Linked DNA regions of Homo sapiens: region 2 is linked to region 1. A link is an interaction called in ENCODE POLR2A ChIA-PET data of the cell type or tissue named here. Cell type or tissue: OCI-LY7. All regions are shown on one strand. Each heading gives the region's core, and the rest is flanking DNA. Links, peaks and the distances in the headings are about the cores only. Region 1 holds the start of LOC124900825 (a long non-coding RNA gene). Region 2 overlaps LINC02362 (long intergenic non-protein coding RNA 2362).

Region 1 (5,379 bases), core at 158-5,157:
AGAAAGTCCTAGCAGTAATTACACAACACACTTTTAGGCCGTAGGAACCAAACGGCTGTGAGGAGGAGGCCAGGGAAAGGATGAACCAGATGTGCTCAGCAACATTTCTGAAGGGGGAGACAAAAGTTGGCTGATTTTCCATCATTGTTCTGCCAGTTTAAGAGCCGGAACCAGAAGTTTTGGTTTCTCAATGCATTATTTTAAAAATGCTGCATCACCAATGTTTTTGATAACAATTTTAGGAAAATTAGTCAAAACTTAGAATTAAGGCAGAGGGAGGGCAGCACCTCCTCTCAATGTTGGATAGACCACTTATTGCCTAATGGAGTGCACTGCTTTTGTTTAATTGTTTGTTTGTTTGTTTATGAGACGGATCCTTGCTCTGTTGCCCAGACTGGAGGGCAGCGGTGCGATCTCGGCTCATTGCAACCTCCGCCTCCCAGGTTTAAGCAGTTCTCCTGTCTCAGGCTCCCAAGTAGCTGGGATTACAGGCACACGCCACCACGCCTGGCTAATTTTTGTATGTTTAGTAGAGACGGGGTTTCACCATGTTGGCCAGGCTGATCCTGAACTTCTGACCTCAGGTGATCCGCCCACCTCAGCCTCCCAAAGTGCTCTGGGAGTCTTATGAGTCTTATGATTCTAATGTTACATGTTTTTTAGTTATTTACATTTATGATATTAAATTGAAAGGATAAGTTTTTAAAATTTGAAAACAATATGTGGTCATTTCAGCAACTTAATACGCTGCTTTATTTTTACGTTTATTTTATATGATTTTTTAAAGTTATCTAAGTATTTGGGGAAGCTTCTCAGTCAGATACCCTTGAAAAAATCTGAATATAATAAATTTGTAAAGGAAATGTCAATATTTGAGGGGATCCCATAGCATATTTAATTAGCCCCCATAAATATTGTAAGTATACTTTTTCCATTTTTTATACTCAGGTTTCTTTTTGAATATTTTCGTTTCTGATTGGCAGACTTTCCCAAATACTAAACTAAGTGCATGTTGAGCATGCACTTTCCTAATAAATAAAGTGATAAGATTTAGAAGCTGAACTTTAAAAACTTAAGAACTAGCTTCAATAAGTTGAATATTAATTTTTAAAATCAAAATAGTCCCTGAATAATCTTTTCTACCTCAAAGAACTCCAAGAATTACAGACACCCACATTCACTTTTGGGTAGAGCAGGCAGAGGCCAGACCAGCTCATCAGCGCTGACCCTTTCAGAGCCTCAGTGGGTGAAATGAGTGCACCCTCATAATGAGAGCTGCTATGTTTGGGATCTCTCCTTGCTCCTCCATTCGTGATCTTACTTTCCTTTTAGTCCTAAAGATTCAAACACGTGGTGTCAGTGTTGCTCTGAAGCACAGACCGATTCCCAGGGTCAGGCTATAAATTCTTTAACTAAATCCACTGACAAATCACCCAGAAAAGCTTTTAATATGTTTGCAGGCTTAGCCACAGGAGCAAAGCAAATTGTTCTTGAGATCTTCAAAGCAGGCGTGCAGGTTTCACCAGTTCTTCCTCTTGCCCTGGGCAGGTCTGCAAGTCTGCTGGAACCTGGAACACAGCAGCCCTCCTGCCCAGCCACCCCATTCCTGAGCTTCCTCTCCATGCAAGAGTCCACTTGTAAAACAAACAACGGGCTGGGAGTTGTGTCTCCCCTTCACCACCAGTAAGTACTTCATGCAGGTAGAAAAGCCAGAGGAGGAAAAGGTATTGAAACACAGTAGAAAAAACAAATGAACAAATGGAAATAATGAGTTGAACTCAGAGGCTCCCAGCTTCAGGAATCATTTCTGACACTTGGCATTTGCCTCCTGCAGCAGAAGCGCGTCTTCGTTGTTTCTCCCTGTTCAATTCTTCCACTTCTCGATCCTCAAACTCATGCAGGGATTTGAATGTGTTGGGTGGTTGGTTTCGTTGCTTATTTTAATTTTTTAAAACCATAACTGCCTTGTGCTTAGGAGCCTGATTATTTTTCAGCTGGATGTACAAATCTCGGCCTCTCCCCGGCCTCTCGTCTTTCTGATCTTCTACCCTCCACCGCATGGGAGGGCACAGGTTCCCTTGTGTCCCAGCCCTGCTGCAGCAGGTGGTTAGACAAAACCGCATTGTCATTTATAAACGCAGAAATCAAGCTCTCTTTCTCTCCCCACCGTTTATCCACCCACCCCCTTTTTCTGTTCTCTCTCCTTTCTCTCTGTTCCTTTTCTGTAATGTCAAATCTATTCCACTAAGGGGTTGCTCTTTGACTAATTCTGCCACTTAATTTTCTAACATTCATTCTTGATTCTCAAGGAGGAAACTCCCATTTTGAGTGACATTTCTCGTGACTGAATGAATGTGGACCCGTTTCTCAATACGTCAAAGGAAAGGGTATTCACAACCTAGCCTTGCTCTCAGGAGGTGGAGCGGGTTTTTTCACTCCCTAGAGGAATGAAGAGTTGAGCCTGGAATGTACACCACTGTCCAGCAAACCAGAAGGCCTCTGCATTCTGCAGGTTCCGCTCTCTGGTCTGGAAAGATCTCCCAGCAGGTGGAGGCCATTGTCCTTGGCCTGACCCAGTCCCTGCTGAAGCAGTTAGAGGGCGAGGCCCAGACCTCCTCCAGACTCGGGACAATCAGTGCCTGGGTTCAGACCCTGGGCACAGCTGGGCCTACTCCAGAAGGGTGTGGAAGGAGGAGAGGTGCAGACAGGATTTGTCTAAGGCAGCACCCTTAGCACTTTGCCTCCATCCTTGATCCAGCCGTCTGGCCTGGCTTTCTTCTCAATTTCTTTGGCCCTCAGTTTTCTGTTGTGTCTGCACCAGCATTGCTGACTTTGGCATTACCGAACCTTTAGCCTTTGGGCCAGCATGCTCTGATTTTGGAATCTGACTTCTCTGCCCTGGACCCTGGGGTTGACAGGTGTTTAATGAGGTGCACTCTGTTTCGTAATCTGCTTTTTTCTTTTGATCATTATTCTGAACATTTCCTCTTGGTTGTTTACTGGACTTCTAAATATTATTTTGATGGTTGTGTTGTAATGTATCATGAGATCTCCCCTAATATATTTAACTAAATACCTTGTAGTTGGACAATTATGCTATTTCCAAATTTTCACTCTACCGAATAATGCCTTGGTAAGTATTAGTGTAGTGAAATCTTCACAGTTATTTTTTAAAACACTTTAAAATTACGCATATTGTAAACAAACATGTTCTTGTTGAAAACTTCCTTAAAACCGGTAAGACTAAAGTCCTCATTAACCAGCTTCAATCGAGTTGTTATAGCCATCATAGAGACAGCCACTATTATTGGTTAATGCGTACCCTTTTTTGAAATGTACGTACGTATATTTTCAGATACCTAAGTGAGATATAGACAGATAGATATGCTGAATCGTTTTTATTTGTGAGGCCGAGTGGCGCACAGACGTTAACATGCTGTCCATTCACTTGGCAGTATGCCTTGGAGACATTTCCACGTCAACACATGAAGATCTGCAACTGCTGTGTGGGATTCCATAATAAGGATAAGCCGACGTTTATTGAGTTATTTTCCTATCCCTGGATATTTGGGTTGTGTTTAGCTTTTGCTAAGACAGACAATGCTGCATTCAATCTTCACCTTGTGCACATGTGCAGATAGATGTCTCTCTGGGGAGATTCAGAACGTGGAATTGTTAGGTCGTAGAGGAGAAACATTTTGCCCACCAAAGTAGCTGGAAAATAACGCTCTCACTGCAGAGCAGCTGAGGGCACGTGTGCCACCACAACCTCGCCCACGCTTTATATGATCAAACTTTTGATTTTTGCCACTTTGATTAAAAATGGAACCTTGTGTTTTATTTGCATTTCCTTGATTTCTAGTGAGGTTAAGCATCTTTTCAAGTATATTGGTCATACATCCTTTTTTCCTTTTTTTTTTTTTTTTGAGACAGAGTCTCGCGCTGTCGCCCAGACTGGAGTACAGTGGCACGATCTGAGCTCACTGCAACCTCCACCTTCCAGGTTCAAGCGATTCTCTTGCCTCAGCCTCCTGAGTAGCTGGGATTACAGGTGTGCACCACCACACCCGGATAATTTTTGTATTTTTACTAGAGACGGGGTTTTGCCATGTTAGCCAGACTGATCTCAAACTCCTGACCTCAGGTGATCTGCCAGCCTCGGCCTCCCAAAGTGCTGGGATTACAGGCATGAGCCACTGGGCCCAGCCGGGTCATACATTCTTAATCACCTCAGATTACATGCCTGAAAGTTGGGTTGCTGGGTCAAAGGACATGCAATATATACACAGTAGTCTCCCCTCACCTGCTGTAGGTACATTCCAAGCTCCCCAGTGGATGCTGAAACCACGCATTTCAGAACCTTCTGGAAACTGTCTTTTCCTATTGCATACATACTTATGATCAAGTTTAACGTATAAATTAGGCGCAGTAGAAGATTAACAACAATAACTAATAAAATAGAACAATTGTAGCAATATACTCTGATAAAAGTTGTGTGAGTAGGGTTTTTCTCTCTCTCTCTGTCAAAATATCTTACTGTATGTAATATTTTTGGACCATAGTTGAACACAGTTATAATATTTTGGACAGCATGGTTTCAGGTAACTGAAAAGCAAAGCGGCGAAGAAGGGAGAACTACTGTATGTTTTTTACTGTGTGTGTGTGTGTGTGTGTGTGTGCACGCACGCCTACCTAGCCCTACCTATCTCATCTATCTAATCTATTGCTTTTAAGGTGGTATTTTTTCCAAGGTGTCTTTCTATAATAATTAAGCCAATTTATACTCTCACTACAGCATATATAAATGTTTTCTTATACTGTCTACAGAAGGGTTTTACTTTTGTTTTTTGTAGGGCAGATAAATAAATATAGTATCTTATTGATTTTACATTTCTTTCATTGAGAATAAGACTGGCTACTTTCATATCGTTTTTGACAGTTCATTTCTTTTCTTTTGATTAACAGCTTATTTTTTATTTCTACTAATTCTGTGTGTGGTTGTTCACCTTTATTTTTGTTCTTACCAATCTAAAAACTCTCACACAGGTTAAGAATGTCAGCCTACATCTGAGTGTCAATAAGGTGCAGATAGTCAAGGAATAATGCCTCACAGTGTAGTGACATGCTGCCACAGAAGAGGCCCCCAGGAAAATGCAGTTTGGGAGCCCCTTAAGCAAATATAACTTCATGGGAAGATTGTCCTTCTTTGGTCTCTGATATGGTTTGGATCTGTGTCTCCACCCAGATTCATTTGAATTGTAATTCCCAACGTAGGAGATGGGGCCTGGTGGGAGATGATTGGATCATGGGGGCAGTTTCTCATGCTTTTCATGGGGGCAGTTTCTCATGCTTTACTACCATCCCCCTTGGAGCTATCGT
Region 2 (5,379 bases), core at 74-5,073, 76 kb after region 1:
CCAAGTTTGTGGTAACTTCTTACAACAGCCCTGGGAAGCGAACAGGCCTGCAAAACTAGTTCCCACTGCAACTGAAATGAAAGAAGGAAAAATAAGCAGCATGACTTGTCCAGTCTTCTACTTGGAGAGCTAAGGATGTAGGATTTAATTCTTAAGGCTAAGGAAGTGATTGAGAAGAGGTTGCATGTTTCACTCACCTATTATTGCATAAAAAACCATGAAACAACCACTTCATCCTTATGCTCCCAGATTCTGTAGGTCAGGAATTTGGAAAGAGAACAGAAGGCATGGCTCTTCTCCATGATGTCTGGGGCTTCAGCTATGTTGAGTCCCATGGCTGGGGCTAGGATGGATGGGGCTGGATGACCCATTGACCTGGCAACATCTTGGCTCCTATGTCCAGTCTTTGAGTTGGGCTGGCTGGCGGCTGGCTGAGTTGGGGCTGGTGACCAGAGCATCTACCTGTGGTCACTGCAGCATGGCGGCCTCAGGCTCCAGGGACCGCTCACAGGGAAGTTCAGGGCCCCAAGGGCAGATGTTACCAGGCAACAATGCAAGTCTAGATTGCCTTCCATGACTTGGCCTTGGGAGTCATACGGTACCACTTCTGCCATTCTCTATTGGTCAAAGCAGACCCAGAATCCAGGGGAGTGGACACAGCCCCTACCTCTTGATGGGAAAAGTGCCAAAGAATTTGTGACCATGTTGCAACTTGCCGTATTGCACGTTGTTCTTTCACCTTCCTTACAACCCATCCTGAAGCTGCAGGAACAAGATCAGCTCTGCCTGAAAATCAGCACAGCGCCTCTAGCCCAGTCCACAGAGGTTCTACCAAGAAAGGCTGCTATGACGGTACATTAGTAATTTAAATCCTAATTAATAATGCAATGAATTAATATATACTTCACAATCTAAGGCACTATTTCATTGAAATCTCTGTTAAGTAGATGGTCTCTAACTTACGATTTTTTGATGTTATGATGGTGTAAAAGTGACATGCGTTCAACAGAAGCCATACTTGGAATGAATTTTGCCATTTGCTCTTTTCCCAGGCTAGTGATGTGCAGTATGATACTCCCTCTCCATGCTGGGCAGTGGCAGTGAGCCGCAGCTCCCAGTCCACCACAGTCGTGAGGGTGAATAACTGACAGTCTACGTTGTCCTGTGTTGCTGCGTGATTCTGCCCAGCAAAGTTGATGTATGTTCTGAGCATGTTTAAGGGAGTCGAGCTAAGCTGTGATATTTACAACAGGTTTGTCTGAATGGCACCCCATCGTAAGTCCAGGAGTATGTGTATTTGTCACAGCAAGCCCATGTGTAATGCTGCATCCCAAGACTTTTTGAAACCAGACTTTGGGAAATATATTGATACCATGTCTTTGTGAGGTTATCGTATAGCCAGAACACCCCTGTGTGGTTTTATATTCCTTCCTTTAGCCTTGACCTCTGATGAAACCCTGTTAAACATTACACTGTGTTCTCAGCCATGCTGTGAGGAATTAGTGACAGCCAGGCCCATGTGGATGTGTTGAGACAGAGGAGAGAAGTGTGGTACCCTCGTGGTTTTATATTCCTTCCTTTAGCCTTGACCTCTGATGAAACCCTGTTAAACATTACACTGTGGTCTCAGCCGTGCTGTGAGGAATTAGTGAAAGCCAGGCCCATGTGGATGAGTTGAGACAGAGAAGAGAAGTGTGGTACCCTCTTGCCTCAGGCTTGTAGCAATGGTGGGGTCTGGAGGGGGCCAGGTGTGTTTAGTGAAGATGTGACCCTTGGGAGGGTCATTTGTGGTGTGACCAGAAAGTCAGGATGGGCGGCCCTGAGAGACCTTCCTTTGAGCTCAAGTCAGGGACACCTTTGGGAAACAGTCATAAAGATAAGGCAAATAGCTGTGAAGGTGTCTACTGCCTCACAATAATCCAGCCAGGGGCCATGCCTTCAGGACCTGGCTTGGCTGTGCCCTGATGAGGTAAGATTCAGCTGCAACCTAGGCTGTCCTCCACTGACCAGACCCTGCACACTGGTGTGGGGCTGTGTGCACCTGGCGGAAGTGGTTGCTCACTGCCACCTCTCAAAGGTGTTACATGAACTAGGGCAGCCTGAATATTTTTATATATTAACAAGTACAATTCTGAAGCATAGGAAACAAAATTAGTGCAAATTGGGGTGACAAGGACTCAAGCCCGCTTGAGGTTACTGCTGGGGCAGATTTGAGTGGGGGATGGTCACAGAAGCTTGGGTAGAGGGCAGGACTAGGTGATAAGTCTCCTGTCACAGAAGTGGGAGTGGGGAGACAGATAGATAGATGATAGATAGATATTGTCTTGGTCTATTCCTGTCGCTATAAAGAAATACCTGAAAGTCAATAATTTATAAAGAAAAGAGGTTTATTTGGCTCAGAGTTCTACAGGCTGTACATGAAGCGTGGTGCTGGAGCAGTAGGTGAAGGGTAGCCGGTGTGTGCATATCACATGGTAAGAGAGGAGGAGAGGGAGCGGATGATGCTGCTAGACTCTTTTTAGCAACCAGATCGCTCAGGAACTAGTAGATAAAGAACTTGCTCATTACCACAAGGATGGCACCAAGATGGCCATAAGGGATCCAATCCCACAATCCAAACACCTCCCACCGGGCCCCACCTCCAACACTGGGAATCTAGTTTCAACATGAGATTTGGAGGGGTCAAACATCCAAACTATATCAGATATTCAGTGTCTTCAGCCAGTAATCAGCACTACAGGGTGTCTTGGGTGAGTGTCTGCATCTGCATGCCACGGTACCCAAGAGAGCTGACCGCATGGGCATGGGCAAACAGCAAGGCCTGTGCTGCCTTCTGGAAGCCAAGAAGATCAAAGAACTTCATATACTGATGACCCTCAAAACTCCCAACTCCTATGCCTGGGAGTCAAAGCCATACAAATCTGTGACTACTCGTAGGCTCTTATTTCAACCCACCCTCCTTCCCTCACCCACCATCACCACCAATAGCATAACCTAGGAAACATGACTTACATCTGGAATTCTGGTGGAAGTTCTTATCAGGACTATAAGTTTCTTGAGTCAAGATCATGCTAACTTCAGACCAGTATCCTCCAGGAACTCCTATAGTGCCTGATATATAATGGCTGCTCAATCTATATTTGTTGAAAGAACAAAGGACAGGGAGTTTCAGGACACAGTCACTGTAAAATTGGGTGCATCATATTCCCACTGACTGATTTCTGGCTCCATACTAGTGTGTGCCACCCAGTTTGATGCCGTTGCAGGGCTGAGGTGCTCCTGGGGGGCTGAGACATAGGAGAGCTGCCACCACTCTTGACAGTCATCCTGGGACACCTGAGCACTCTTGACTCAACCTCTGCCTGACCTAGCCAGTCCCTTTGGTTAAGGAGCTGGGTGTGGGAAGTTTGACAAAACATGGGAGAGAACCAAGGAGAGGAGAGAAGGGCACAGAAATTTGAATGCCATGGGCTCCATTTGTTTCTTCCAGCCTTGGGTGCAATTCAGCTTGGAGATAAGTGTGGACTGGGTGATCTCTCTAATTCCTTCATTTCATGAATGATGTGTCAAAGGAGAAGTAATGGTTTGGGGGTTTTGTTGGTAGGCTTGGCCATACACTTTTAATTTCATCTATAAGTTCCAAGAAAGCCAGCTGTGAGCTCCATAATTTCCAATTAAATGTCTTCTCCCCTTTTAGCCAGGAATTACAAAGTTCTCTTTTTGACATTTATTCTTGGTAGCTGGCTAAATGAAGAGCTAACATTTAAGTGAGCTGACATAAATGCCTGTTGATTTACGGTGTACGAATTCAGTAAATGTTTGTAAGCAATAGCTATGCTCAGCTCAATGTATCAAGGGACTTTTTAAAAGGTCTAGGGTACTAGGGCCTTCCACTAACTATTTAGTTAGAAAAATGGAGCAGAACTCCTTTGGGAAAATATAGAAAAAAGCTAGTCAGGATCTGATCATGAGTCCCATGAGTGGCCCAGTCATGATACCGGTGGGCTAGGCAGGTCCCCAAACACAAGTGGGACCTTGACTCCAGCCAGTGCCCAGGTGCTTGATATCATCGGGAGAAGAAATTCAAGGATGAGTCAGAAAATAGTGAAAGTACAGAGATTTGTTGCAAAGTGAAAGTACACACTCAAGATAGGGGAGGGCAAGCGGACTCCAGAGAAAGTTGTGCGCAAGGGTGTTTGGAGCTGCTACTTTTATGAGTTTCTTTAACCAAGGGGTGGAATATTCATGAAAATTCCTCGAAAAAGGTGGATATTTCTCAGAACTGTGGTGCCACCCACTTTTACACCAAATATGGGTGCTCCTGGAACGGTCATGGCACTGGTGGGTATGTGATTTGTATGTTAATGAATGAAAAATGAGGGCCTAAGAGAAACCTGAGTCAAATCCAGCACCATGTTGGGTCTAGTCGGTCTTAGCCAGCTTGGCCCACACCCTAGTTTTTCAGGGTCCTATCAGCCCCTAGCTCCTGTGGCTATTTCAACAGTTTCCTTTTGCTAGTCATGTGAAATGCCTGCCTAGAATTTTCTATTCTTCTGCGACCACCCTGTATTATTCCTGCCTCATTTCTGACAGAAGAGGCAGGAGGAAGACTGGAAAGGCTGGGTAGATTAAGTGAGAAGAGGAAAAAGGGAAAGGCATTCCAAGCAGGTAGAATAGCATGAGCAAAGGCTTGAAGGTAGCATAGTTGATAACCCCAAAATGTTTCTGTTATGAAGAGGAATCAGAAGGAAGTAATATGAAATGAATTGGTCGGAAAGGGATGAAATGCTCTCTAGAAGAATATGTGTTTGATCACGTTAGGGAGGAAAAACTTTCTTCTGTCCCATAAGTTGAATGGCTGGAGCCTGTAAATTTCACTGACGCAAGACAGGTTAACAGGAGAAAAGGAATACAAATGTATTTATATTTTTACGTGCATAGGAGTTCACAGAAAAGTAGTGAAATGCAAAGTGATTAGGCTCAGGGACGTATATATCATTTTAACAAAGGAAAGGGATGATAAATTGTGGGAAAGTGACTAGCAAATACATGGGGGAGATTAATGGAACAAACTTTAAAAAAAAAAGTTTGTTTATGCAGACTCATCTCAATGCTGACTGTCCATCTTTGATGGTAAGAGTTGCTCTACACTTCCTGCTATGGGAGTCGAGGAACACCTTCCACAAAGGGAATGTTACGCCCTGGTTTCAGGTAGAAAAAGAGAGCAGAGGATTCATCCTGCATCTGCTCATTTTCAATCGCTTGCAGCCCAAAATAAGCCGTATGTCAAAGTGGCATATTTTGGGGTGGCATATTCTGGACCCCTTCAATCATGTAGGTCAGTATTTGCCAAAATAGCTTCGCTGGAATTCTAGCCTT

The links. ChIA-PET counts read pairs that join two places held together with the same protein. Peaks named below come from ENCODE experiments on the same cell type or tissue, not always from the same donor. Only the 100,000 strongest peaks of a DNase experiment are listed, where the experiment ranks them.
Region 2: POLR2A ChIA-PET joins it to region 1 with 13 read pairs; 3 of 35 experiments call an interaction of 5 or more read pairs at or near these places.

Annotation. Positions count from the first base shown.
Region 1 is chr4:184,286,459-184,291,837 of GRCh38, forward strand. The region is part of intron 1 of LOC105377582 (a long non-coding RNA gene); the gene reads right to left. LOC124900825 (a long non-coding RNA gene) reads left to right here and starts at 1,287. Exons shown (of 2, transcript XR_007058413.1): 1 at 1,287-1,683. RefSeq lists enhancers at 1,865-2,004, 2,365-2,504. In OCI-LY7, for the core only: a CTCF peak has its summit at 1,336; DNase peaks (open chromatin) are centred at 1,443 and 2,093; H3K4me3 peaks cover 2,229 bases; H3K27ac peaks cover 3,392 bases.
Region 2 is chr4:184,362,814-184,368,192 of GRCh38, forward strand. It overlaps LINC02362 (long intergenic non-protein coding RNA 2362), which reads right to left. Exons shown (of 6, transcript NR_125934.1): 5 at 3,013-3,134; 6 at 2,748-2,833. Among named protein-coding and RNA genes, the nearest start is that of LINC02363, 12 kb to the left of the region's middle. In OCI-LY7, for the core only: no CTCF peak of the experiment used is centred there; a DNase peak (open chromatin) is centred at 2,048; H3K27ac peaks cover 903 bases.